2 separate regions of the Homo sapiens genome follow, and region 2 is linked to region 1. A link is a loop called in an ENCODE intact Hi-C map of the cell type or tissue named here. Cell type or tissue: chondrocyte. All regions are shown on one strand.

What was found. Peaks named below come from ENCODE experiments on the same cell type or tissue, not always from the same donor. Only the 100,000 strongest peaks of a DNase experiment are listed, where the experiment ranks them.
Region 2: a loop joins it to region 1, with 3 times the contacts of the local background. A loop is called at or near these places in 6 of 110 quality-filtered maps.

What each region holds. Positions count from the first base shown.
Region 1 is chr9:83,217,266-83,222,265 of GRCh38, forward strand. It overlaps FRMD3-AS1 (FRMD3 antisense RNA 1), which reads left to right and starts at 2,080. Exons shown (of 3, transcript NR_184120.1): 1 at 2,080-2,112. It also overlaps a transcript of RASEF not described here. In chondrocyte, a CTCF peak has its summit at 2,557 (motif pointing right); a DNase peak (open chromatin) is centred at 2,032.
Region 2 is chr9:83,909,505-83,914,504 of GRCh38, forward strand. The region is part of intron 2 of KIF27 (kinesin family member 27); the gene reads right to left. Among named protein-coding and RNA genes, the nearest start is that of KIF27, 9.4 kb to the right of the region's middle. In chondrocyte, a CTCF peak has its summit at 2,875 (motif pointing left); no DNase peak of the experiment used is centred here.

The DNA.
Region 1 (5,000 bases):
GCCTTGTCTCAGATGAGACTTTGGACTGTGGACTTTTGAGTTAATGCTGAAATGAATTAAGACTTTGGGAGACTGTTGGGAAGGCATGATTGGTTTCAGAATGTGAGGACATGAGATTTGGGAGAAGCCAGGGGCAGAATGATATGGTTTGGCTTTGTCCCCACCCAAATATCATTTTGAATTATAGCTCCCATAATCCCCACGTCATGGGAGGGACCCAGAGGGAGGTAATTGAATCATGGGGGCAGTTTCCCGCATACTGTTCTCATGGTAGTGAATAAGTTTCTCACTACCATGGTTTTATAAAGGCCAGTTCCCTTGCACACACTCTCTTGCCTGCTGCCATGTAAGACATGCCTTTGCTCCTCCTTCGCCTTCCGCCATGATTGTGAGGCCTCCCCAGCCACGTGGAACTGTGAGTCCATTAAACCTATTTTTCTTTATAAATGACCCAGTCTCAGGTATGTCTTTATCAGCAATGTGAGAACAGACTAATACATTCGGTTTCCTCATTCATAAAAATAGAGTTGGGGGGTGGGGAAGTGGGTCTTAAACTTTTCCTATCTCACGGTACAGGAATAAAGGGGGATAAAATATCTTAGGTGTCTGGTCCAGAAAAGGTAATTATAAATGTTACTTATGTTTCCTTCTCCTCCTAATTTATCCAATAAATGCAAAAACTCTGAGGCACTCACTGTCTTTTGCTCTTTATCCATTCATCAAACTTTCCTTGGAGCCTAATTGCATGCCAGATACATAACTTCATAAAACACATGTGGTTGTCTCTGGTCCTGTGGAACTACAGTGACAGGGGAGGGGGCAGAAATGAAACAGCTTACTGATAAATGAGTGAATGAATTTGGCTAGATTAATAGGAGTGGGTGAAAGGTAGCATGAATAAACACTCCATTAGGGAAAAAGAAAATTAAGCTAAATTCAAAGTACCAAGTGTGCACGTGGAAGCCAGATCCTGGGAGTTTCTGAAATTCTCTGCGCCTCCCTTTCCTCTTCTACAAAATGGAGATAGTAATAGATGGTAACTCTTTTGGGTTACTGTGAAAAGTAAAACAACACTCCCCTCCCTCATCCTCACTAACCCAGCATATCAACCAGTTTTCTGAGATGTCTAGATTTCCATTTGGCCTCCAGCCAGCTTGAACAGCCAAACTGCCCCCAAGAAAGCACCCTGAATGTGAGGTCATCCAGGGTCCTAGGACTCCATCATACCCACTCCAAAACTAAAAGCCCACAGACCGTGGGGGTAGGACCTGACTAGCTGAAACATGCTGACCAAGCTACCTGAAGCACCTCTGAGGTATGCCCAGGCCTCAGGGTTGTCAAGCAGAAAAACCAGCACCTCCAGCCAGGTGTGTCTCTCTCATAAAGAAAGCTGAAACAGTTTTCCCTGCTTCTGAGTGGCAAGCTCGCCCCCAGATGTTTCTGAGAGCACCGCCCTTGCATTCCCACCAGGCCACCTGAGAACCTGGCCTCCCACATCTGGATTCGGCTGAAGCAGCAGTGTTTGAGAGAAAGGTGAGACTGGACAGTCAAGAAAGGGACAGAAAGTCGACGGTCTGGGAACTATCCCAGCGTGGACATTTACAGAAGCCACATACCTGTGTGTCCTCACTCCTCACAGGAGGACCGTGCAAAGGCAAATTGCTAGGCAGGTAGACCTCACAGATTCTCTCAGCCGGGCAGTCGGTGAGTCTGTCCAAAGCATTTGAATCTGAAGATAAAATGTTAAGAAGAAAATCCTAGAAAAACATGTCACATATATTCTACCCACCGAACCAAACAAAAACAAAAAAGAAACACTTAATTTTTAATAATGGGCGCAAGAAGTACTCAAAGTAATAAATAATAATAATAATAAAAGTTACTTCTTAGCCTGACTGTCCTGGACGAGAATTCCGTCCCCACTTGCAGGTCGGGCACTGAGTGCCTGGACAGAGAGTTAGGTCCCCCGCTTACCCCGCCCTAAGGCTGCGGAAGGCGGCGCCATCGGTCGCCATGGAAATCGCGGCGGATGGGCGGATCCTGGGCAGGTTGGCTGGGTCGGGCTGCCCGGGCGACGCCGGAGTTGCAGTTGGAGGCTGCGGGAATACAAAGGTAAGAGAGCAACTCCTGGGTTCCCTTGACTCGCAAGGGCTTGACCCCTGCCCGGGTTCTGGGAAAGTGAAGCAGAAAGTCGCCTCCCAGCGCAGAATATTCAAATTTGCCAGATGATCAGAATTACGCTGATTTAAAACCCAAACCCTCCCTAGTTTCCCACTCCTGCCCTGCTAAATCAAAATCTCCCAGCCAGGATCCGGAATCTGGATTTAACCAGGGGCCGTTTATAGAGTTGGGAGATTGGTAGATACGAGGTTCGCCTATTCTTATTTCTCAACGCCATACCACTACCCCGTAATGGTAAAAGAATTTGCACCCCAAAATCCTCCCCAGCGGCTCTGAAATGGAGTGCTTGGAGCTGGAAATGCGGAGCCCATTCCTCTCCTTGCAATACTGAAAGTTGTGAGCTGATTGGAAGCGTCGCTGCTTCTTGTGGGTTTCCCACTGGGGGGCAGCCTCGTCCTTCGCTCCTATTCCTTCCGCAAAGCAGAGCCGACAGTGTGGTTTCTGGCTAATTCCGGCTGCAGCCTGGTTAATAATATAAGCAGCACTTCTAGGAAGCGGAGCTTGGATGCAGAGCAGAGCCTAGGGCTGTAAATGGAAGAAGCTCTCAGCCCCAATTCCTAGTTTACAGTTAGGGTTCAGAACAAAGAATCCACGCTTGTAAAGCAATAATGTTCCCCTTGAGGGGAACATTACACTGCCCTTCAGTTCACGTGTATTATTTCTCAGCCCCCCCGAGCTTTATCTTTCATTGGGCAATCAGGTGGGACTTCAGGATTGATGGAGCCAAGCGTTAGCCTTGGCTGCACACTGAGTAACTATGAGCCTCACCTGACCACCTTCAGGAGGCAGCGTGGTGGTGAGAGAGGACTCGCTTCTGCGCTAATGGGGATCGCCATAGCTTCAATGACTATAAAATCAGGACCTGTCGTATCTGCATAGCCTGTCTTAGAGGTTTACGGGACGCTCAGCTCAATAGAGTGGGATAATCTATGGGTCTCTAGTACCTCATGCATTTACTGTACCTTATTTTGATAACCTGTTTATAGGTCTGACTTCTGTTATTTCATGTATAGGCATTGTCAGCTTAAAATCATGAGATCTTAAATTTGGAGAGGAGACTTTATTTCTTATAACGAGTTGCAGCTTGCAGGGTGGCCATCATGACAGGTAGAAGCTAGCCTCTGGCAGAGACCAATAGCAGGCACTTCAGAGGATAAAAGGGAGAGGTTGAGATTTATGCCCAAGGAAATTAGCTATACATACATATTCAGTAGGTTATAGGAGAATCTTATGAATATTTATGAGTCAATACATATGCACAGAATGAACATGTATGTAACATACAACACATGTTCACTTTGGGGTGGAGACAACATTAAGATACAGTCAAATTTAGGCCACACACATTAAAAGGTGAAGCAGGGACATGAAAGTAATCAACGCTCAGCCTCTATGAATCAGCCAGAACCGGTCTGTGGTCTCTTAGAAGAAAGTTACTGAAATCAGTCTCTTGTCCAGTCAGAGCTGTAGTTATGCCTTGTGGAGCACGAGGTCAGTTAGTCAGTGTTTGGTGGTTAGTGAGCTGCAATTGTTTCAATATTGCTTATCTGGAGACCAGTGCTTGTTTTGCTGATAGAGAAAAAGAAAAACCTTGAGGCAGTTAGAAAATAGTTTATTCTTTAACTGTAGGGGCTGTAGGACTTAACCCTTGCCTACTACCACCTTAGGTCTTGTTTATAATTTGGTATCTTATTACCACAAAGAGTCCATTCTGTCAGCTTATGACCTCTATTTTAGCAACATAAAATAAGAGCAGCTTTTTCTACATCACGTAGAATGCACTTCCTCCAATTCAAACTTCCAAATCATGAATTATTGCTAAAAGGAGGTGAAAGGGCTGAGAAGGTTAGGGCCAAGTGAGCAGACCACAGTATATCCTTTGGGATAATAAATGTCATTTTACATAAGAAAGAGACCCATGGTCAAATAAGTGTGTAAAATACTTGATTAAATGTATTTCTTTACTGCAGGACTTTTTTTCAGAAATTTTAGAAAGCAAATATATATTGTGACTCTTCAAGTTAAAGTTATACTTACAGCATTTCTCACATTTATTTCCTGTGAAACTTTTTTGTACAATGACTTGCAGAGCAACTATTCCACAGAACATACTTTGGAAAACACTAAACTGGAACACCAATGACCTCCCCAAGAGGTCTCCGTAAGGTAGAATGGTAGACAGCTGTTGGACACGTCTGGTTTTTCAAAGTGGCAAAATAGTTTTGGGCTGTCTTCCTCAAGAGGGGGATGGGAGAAGCCTTTTGAAACAGAGTAGATAAAGAATTAATTTGGCAGGGAGGACAAACTTACATTATGTTTCAGATGCTCAACATTATTTAATTCTCAAAATTGCTGTCTCAAATGGATACGGTTATCCCCACTTTACAAGCAACAAAACTGACATTCATGAATTAGTCAAATGCCACCTTCAAGCTCACATAGCCAGGAAGTGATAGCACTGGTATTTGGAGCCAAATCTTTAGTATAGTACAGTGAAGAACCCAAGCCCAGTAGCAGGGCAGCCAGCAGGGGCTCTGGAAGAACTGATTTTGTTTTCATGGTCACTTGAGTAATTCATGAAGAGTGAGAGTAGTGGGTAGTCTGCTCTCAAATAGTGAGCAGAAGAAAGTCCCCAGTATCGTCTTCTGATGATGGGCAGGGGATAATCCTTCTTTGAAAGATATATGGTCAGGAAAAATTGTGAAATTCGTTTTGCTAGAAGTTCAGTTGCAAATACAGACATATCTCAAAGATGTTGTGGGTTCAGGTTCCAGACCACTGCAATAAAGTGACCGTCACAATAAAGCAAGTCACACAAA
Region 2 (5,000 bases), 690 kb after region 1:
TTGGGTGGCTAAGGCAAGAGAATCACTTGAAGCTGGGAGGTGGAGGTTGCAGTGAGCTGAGACAGTGCCACTGTACTCCAGCCTGAGCGACAGAGGGAAACTGTCTCAAAAAAAAAAAAAAAAAAGATTTAATAAGAAAATATATTTGAAAAGTCCCAGGAATGAAACAGACATTAAGTGGCACAGGTGGATTTCAAAGCAGGTAGATATGGTAGAAATGTATATTTTAATATAAATGATAAAACTATATGGGGTGGCATTTTATTCCATAAATAGGCCATACTGTGGTGGCTCACACCTGTAATCCCAGCACATGGGGAGGCCGAGGTGGGTGGACCGCTTGAGCTAAGAAGTTTGAGACAAGCCTGGGCAACATGGCAAGACCCCTTGTCTACAAAAAATACAAAAAATTAGCTGGGCATCGTGTTGCATGCCTATGGTCTCAGCTGCTTAGGAGGCTGAGAAGGGAGGATTACTTGAGCCTGGGAGACAGAGGTTGCAGTGAGCCAGGAGACAGAGCCTAGGTGACAGAGCAAGACCCTTTCTCTAAATACATACATACATACATACATACATACATACGTACGTACTTACATACATAATCTTTCCCAATTCACTGTTCATTAAATACTAGATCCAGAGAGGTGGCCCTTGGCTCATAAAACATCATTCTACACAAAGGGCTTCCCCTGCCCAAAGCCACTCCACCTCTTGGATATTCACTACTACTAGTGGGAGCCACGTTATAAAAATGTTGGTGCTTTTAGATGATATATAATTTCTAAAGCAGAAAAGAGCTGTAAAAAGCAGGAAACTGACCCTAGGTAAGACCAATCTATTTCACAGTCCTTTGCACTAAAATATCTTTCTCTTTAGATCATTTATTATGGTCTGGGTGGAATCCCAATCACTGGAGCACAATTCATTTACGTTGGCAAGAATGCTTTTTAAAAAAAATTCTTGTATCATATTTCTTCACGTCACCAAGTGTATCTGTTCTGAGATTTCTGGATGGGGTGAAAAGGTGCAAGGAGCTTGAGAGTAGAAAGGGACAACAAGAAAAGACAGGGACGTAAGCCAGAGTTGATGGCGACAGAGAATGTGTGCAGAAGACAGGTGCAGAAAGGCCAGTTATGCCCAGGCCTAGACCCTCAGTTCAAGAATGAGGAAAGAAACATCTCTACACCTCTTCTCCTCCAGCACTACCTAAGCCCACAGCTTCTACAAACCAGAACACAGACCGGTACCATAACATCATGAGTAAACATTTATTTCTGCTCCCACTTGTTTCAAAAAGGAGTTAGAGCAGCTTTACAAATAGGCGTAGGAGGGACTCAAACAGATACTTCTACATCGGTGTTCACAGCAACATTATTTACAGGAGCTACAAGGGGGAAGCAAACCAAATGTCCATCAAAAGAAGAATGGATAAATAAAACACAGTATATACATACAATGGAATGTTGGAAAAAGGAATGAAGTTCTGATAGGTGACATAACATGCTAAGAGAGAGAAGCTAGACACAGAAGGAAAAATACTGTATGATTCCACTTCTTTTTTTCTTTTCTTTTTCTTTTTTGAGACAGGGTCTCACTGTGTCACCCAGGCTGGAGTGCAGTGGCACAATCATGGCTCACTACAGCCTTGACCTCCCGGGCTCAGGCGATCCTCCCACCTCAGCCTCTGAAGTAGCTGGGACTACAGGCATGTGCCACCACATCAAGCTAATTTTTTTGTTGCTTTTGTAGAGACAAGCTCTCACTATGTTGCCCAGGAGTGCAGTGGTGCCATCTTGGCTCACTGCAACCTCCACCTCCTGGGTTCAAGCGATTCTCCTGCCTCAGCCTCCTGAGTAGCTGGCACTACAGGCGCCCACCACCACACATGGCTAATTTTTGTATTTTTAGTAGAGATGGGGTTTCACCATGTTGGCTAGGATGATCTCGATTTTCTGACCTCATGATCCACCCGCCTCGACCTCCCAAAGTGCTGAGCTTACAGGCGTGAGCCACCACACCCGGCCCACTTTTATGTGTTTGGTTTTGTTTTGTTCTCTGAGACAGAGTCTTGCTCTGTTGCCCACACTGGAGTGCAGTGGCACGATCTCAGCTCACTGCAGCCTCTGCCTCCCAGGTTCAAGTGATTCTCCCGCCTCAGCCTCCAGTAGCTGGGATTACAGGCGCACACCACCACGTCTGACTGGTTTTTTTGTATTTATAGTAGAGATGGGGTTTCACCATGTTGCCCAGGCTGATCTCAAACTCCTGAGCTCAGGTGATCCTCCCAAAGTACTGGGATTACAGAAGTGAGCCACCACGCCTGGCCTCCACTTACATGAAATACCTAGAATAGGCAAACTAAAAGAGACAGAAAGTAAATCAGGGATTATCAGAGAATGCGGGGAGAGCTATTGCTTAATGGGTACATAGCTTCTGTTTCGGTGATGAAAACTTTGGAAATACTGGTTATTATTGCATTAACAATTAGTATATTTGATGCTGCAGAACTCTACACTTGAAAGTAGTTAAAATGGTAAGTTTGGTGATCTTTATATGTACTTTATTACAATTGTAAAAATAGTAAAAAAAAAGTGTATGAGATAAATTTAAAATAAGTGGAGGGAAAAGCTGAGACTTTAAAAGTTTCTGTAGGCTAATTTAGAAAACTGCCCATCATTTTTAGCATTGTTCCATGGAAAATGTATTCCAAGCAACAAAGAGTTGACTTACAAATGAAACTTAAAAACAACTTGCTTCCAAGTTGAAGATTACCAAAGTTCTGGTTTTTGGCAACAATCGTTCTGAAAATCCGAGTTTCCATCAACTTTGATGGCTGCCTTTCCCCTAATTTAAGAGGCAAGACTGCCATCATGTGGCAAGTAAAGTTAAGTTGTGGGTTTTCTTCTAATACAGTACAAAGGAAGATTCCCTTTTAAGAGCTTATAGGAACTAGCCTGTAGGAAATATCTAAACCTTTCAAACTCTAGTATAGATAAGCAATCTTGATTATCCAGAATAAATAATTGACCAGAAATAGTTCAGTTATTCCCCACATCTATAGATAACAAAGCACAATTTAAAAGACGTATCAAAAAGCTTAATTTCAAATATTTATAATAAAGCTCCAATATGTATTTTGATAATTTAAATATAAAATTTGCAATGTTAGTCTTATATTCCTGAAATAAACCATTTCCAAAAGAAAACCTGCAAAGTTTTATACCTCAACAACTCTCATTTAGCTATTATATGGTATTTAAAGAGTACACAAAAGTTTTTGGAAAAGGCTATACCTTGTAAAGGTAATTCCAACGTTCTGAAAAGCAGGAAAATGAATATTAGCTAAATAAGCATCATATTTAAAAATAAAGCCAGGCGTGGTGGTTCACACCTGTAATCCCAGCACTTTGGGAGACTGAGGCAGGGCGGATCACTTGATCTCAGGTGTTCAAGACCAGCCTGGACAACATGGCAAAACCCTGTCTCTGCAAAAAATTAAAAAAAAAAAAAATTAGTCGGGAGTGGTGATATGTCCCTGTAGTCCCAGATACTTAGGAGGCCAAGGTGGAAGAATCTCGTAAGCCCAGAAGGTTGAGGCTGCAGTGAGCTGTGATTGTGCCACTGCACTCCAGCCAGGGTGACAGACCAAGGCCCTATCTGAAAGCAAAATCAAAAACAAAAAACAAAGTGAGACTGTCTCTACAAAAAGGTTTTTAAAATAAAGTAAAATACATTTTAAAATAAGAGAGTTTCATTCTGCCCTAGTGCCCAGCACGGTAACCTAGACACTGCAGATGCTCAATAAATATTCACTGGAGGGGTAAAAAGAAAACATTATTTGCATGGTCTATAACCAAAAAGCTGACCCAGAATTGGTGTCCTATAGAGACATTCTGGGAAACATAAAATGCTCACTAAAACATCAAAAAATAAATCCAACTTTTTTTTTTTTGAGACAGAGTTTGGTCTGTTGCCCAGGCTGGAATGCAGTGGCACGATCTTGGCTCACTGTAGCCTCCGCCTCCCAGGTTCAAGCGATTCTCTGCCTCAGCCTCCCAAGTAGCTGGGATTAGAGGCATGTGCCACGACGCCCAGCTAATTTTTGTATTTTTAGTAGAGACAGGGTTTCATCATGTTGACCAGGCTGGTCTCAAACTCCTGGCCTCAAGTGATCTGCCTGCCTCGGCCTCCCAAAGTGCTGGGATTACAGGCGTGAGCCACCACGCCTGGTCTGAAATGATATTTTACATTGTTAAATGCAAAAAGAAAGTTACAGAATCACAGGTATAATATCTCATTAAACAAACAAAAACCCAAAAAACCACACAAGTGAGTAATATGCATCAAACTTATTTCTTTGGGGTGAGAGGAGCTGTCACTTGTTTCATTTCTTATGCAACACTTGCAATCCTTCTTATAATAAATATTTCTTTAATTTAAAAAAAGTAGAAAGAAAACACCATCCAAAATGTTCTTAATGGTCCTCTATTTCTTCTGATAGAGGGAACTTTAGAGCAATTAAAATATGTTAGGACAATAGATAACTTCAATAACTTTTTCCCTTACAAAATTAAAATAGTACTCATGGTCTCTTAATAATAAAAAAAAAAGATAGCTATAATTAAGTCACCAGCTTCTGAACATTTATAACTCCTATTGGTATAAAGCACATAATGGATCATTAGGATTATAAAACATTTGCCAATCAAAAAAAAAAAAACCCTACAATCCTAAAGAAAAGCCACAATTTATACTAGAAAAACTGAATTCTTTTTATTGTAAGACGCTGAAACAATCTAGTATCTGTGATCTCCTAATCCTGCAGAATATACAGATTGTTTTCTTTTAGTTGGAGAGTATTGGCTTCTTAAGGCTCCTCCATTTTAATCTTTGCAATAAAGATTTCCTGAAACTACACAACCACCCTCTGAGCCACCTCCCATCCATGCATTTAATGAGAGAAGTTTCTTTTTTAAAATTTTTTATTTTTTTATTGTTTC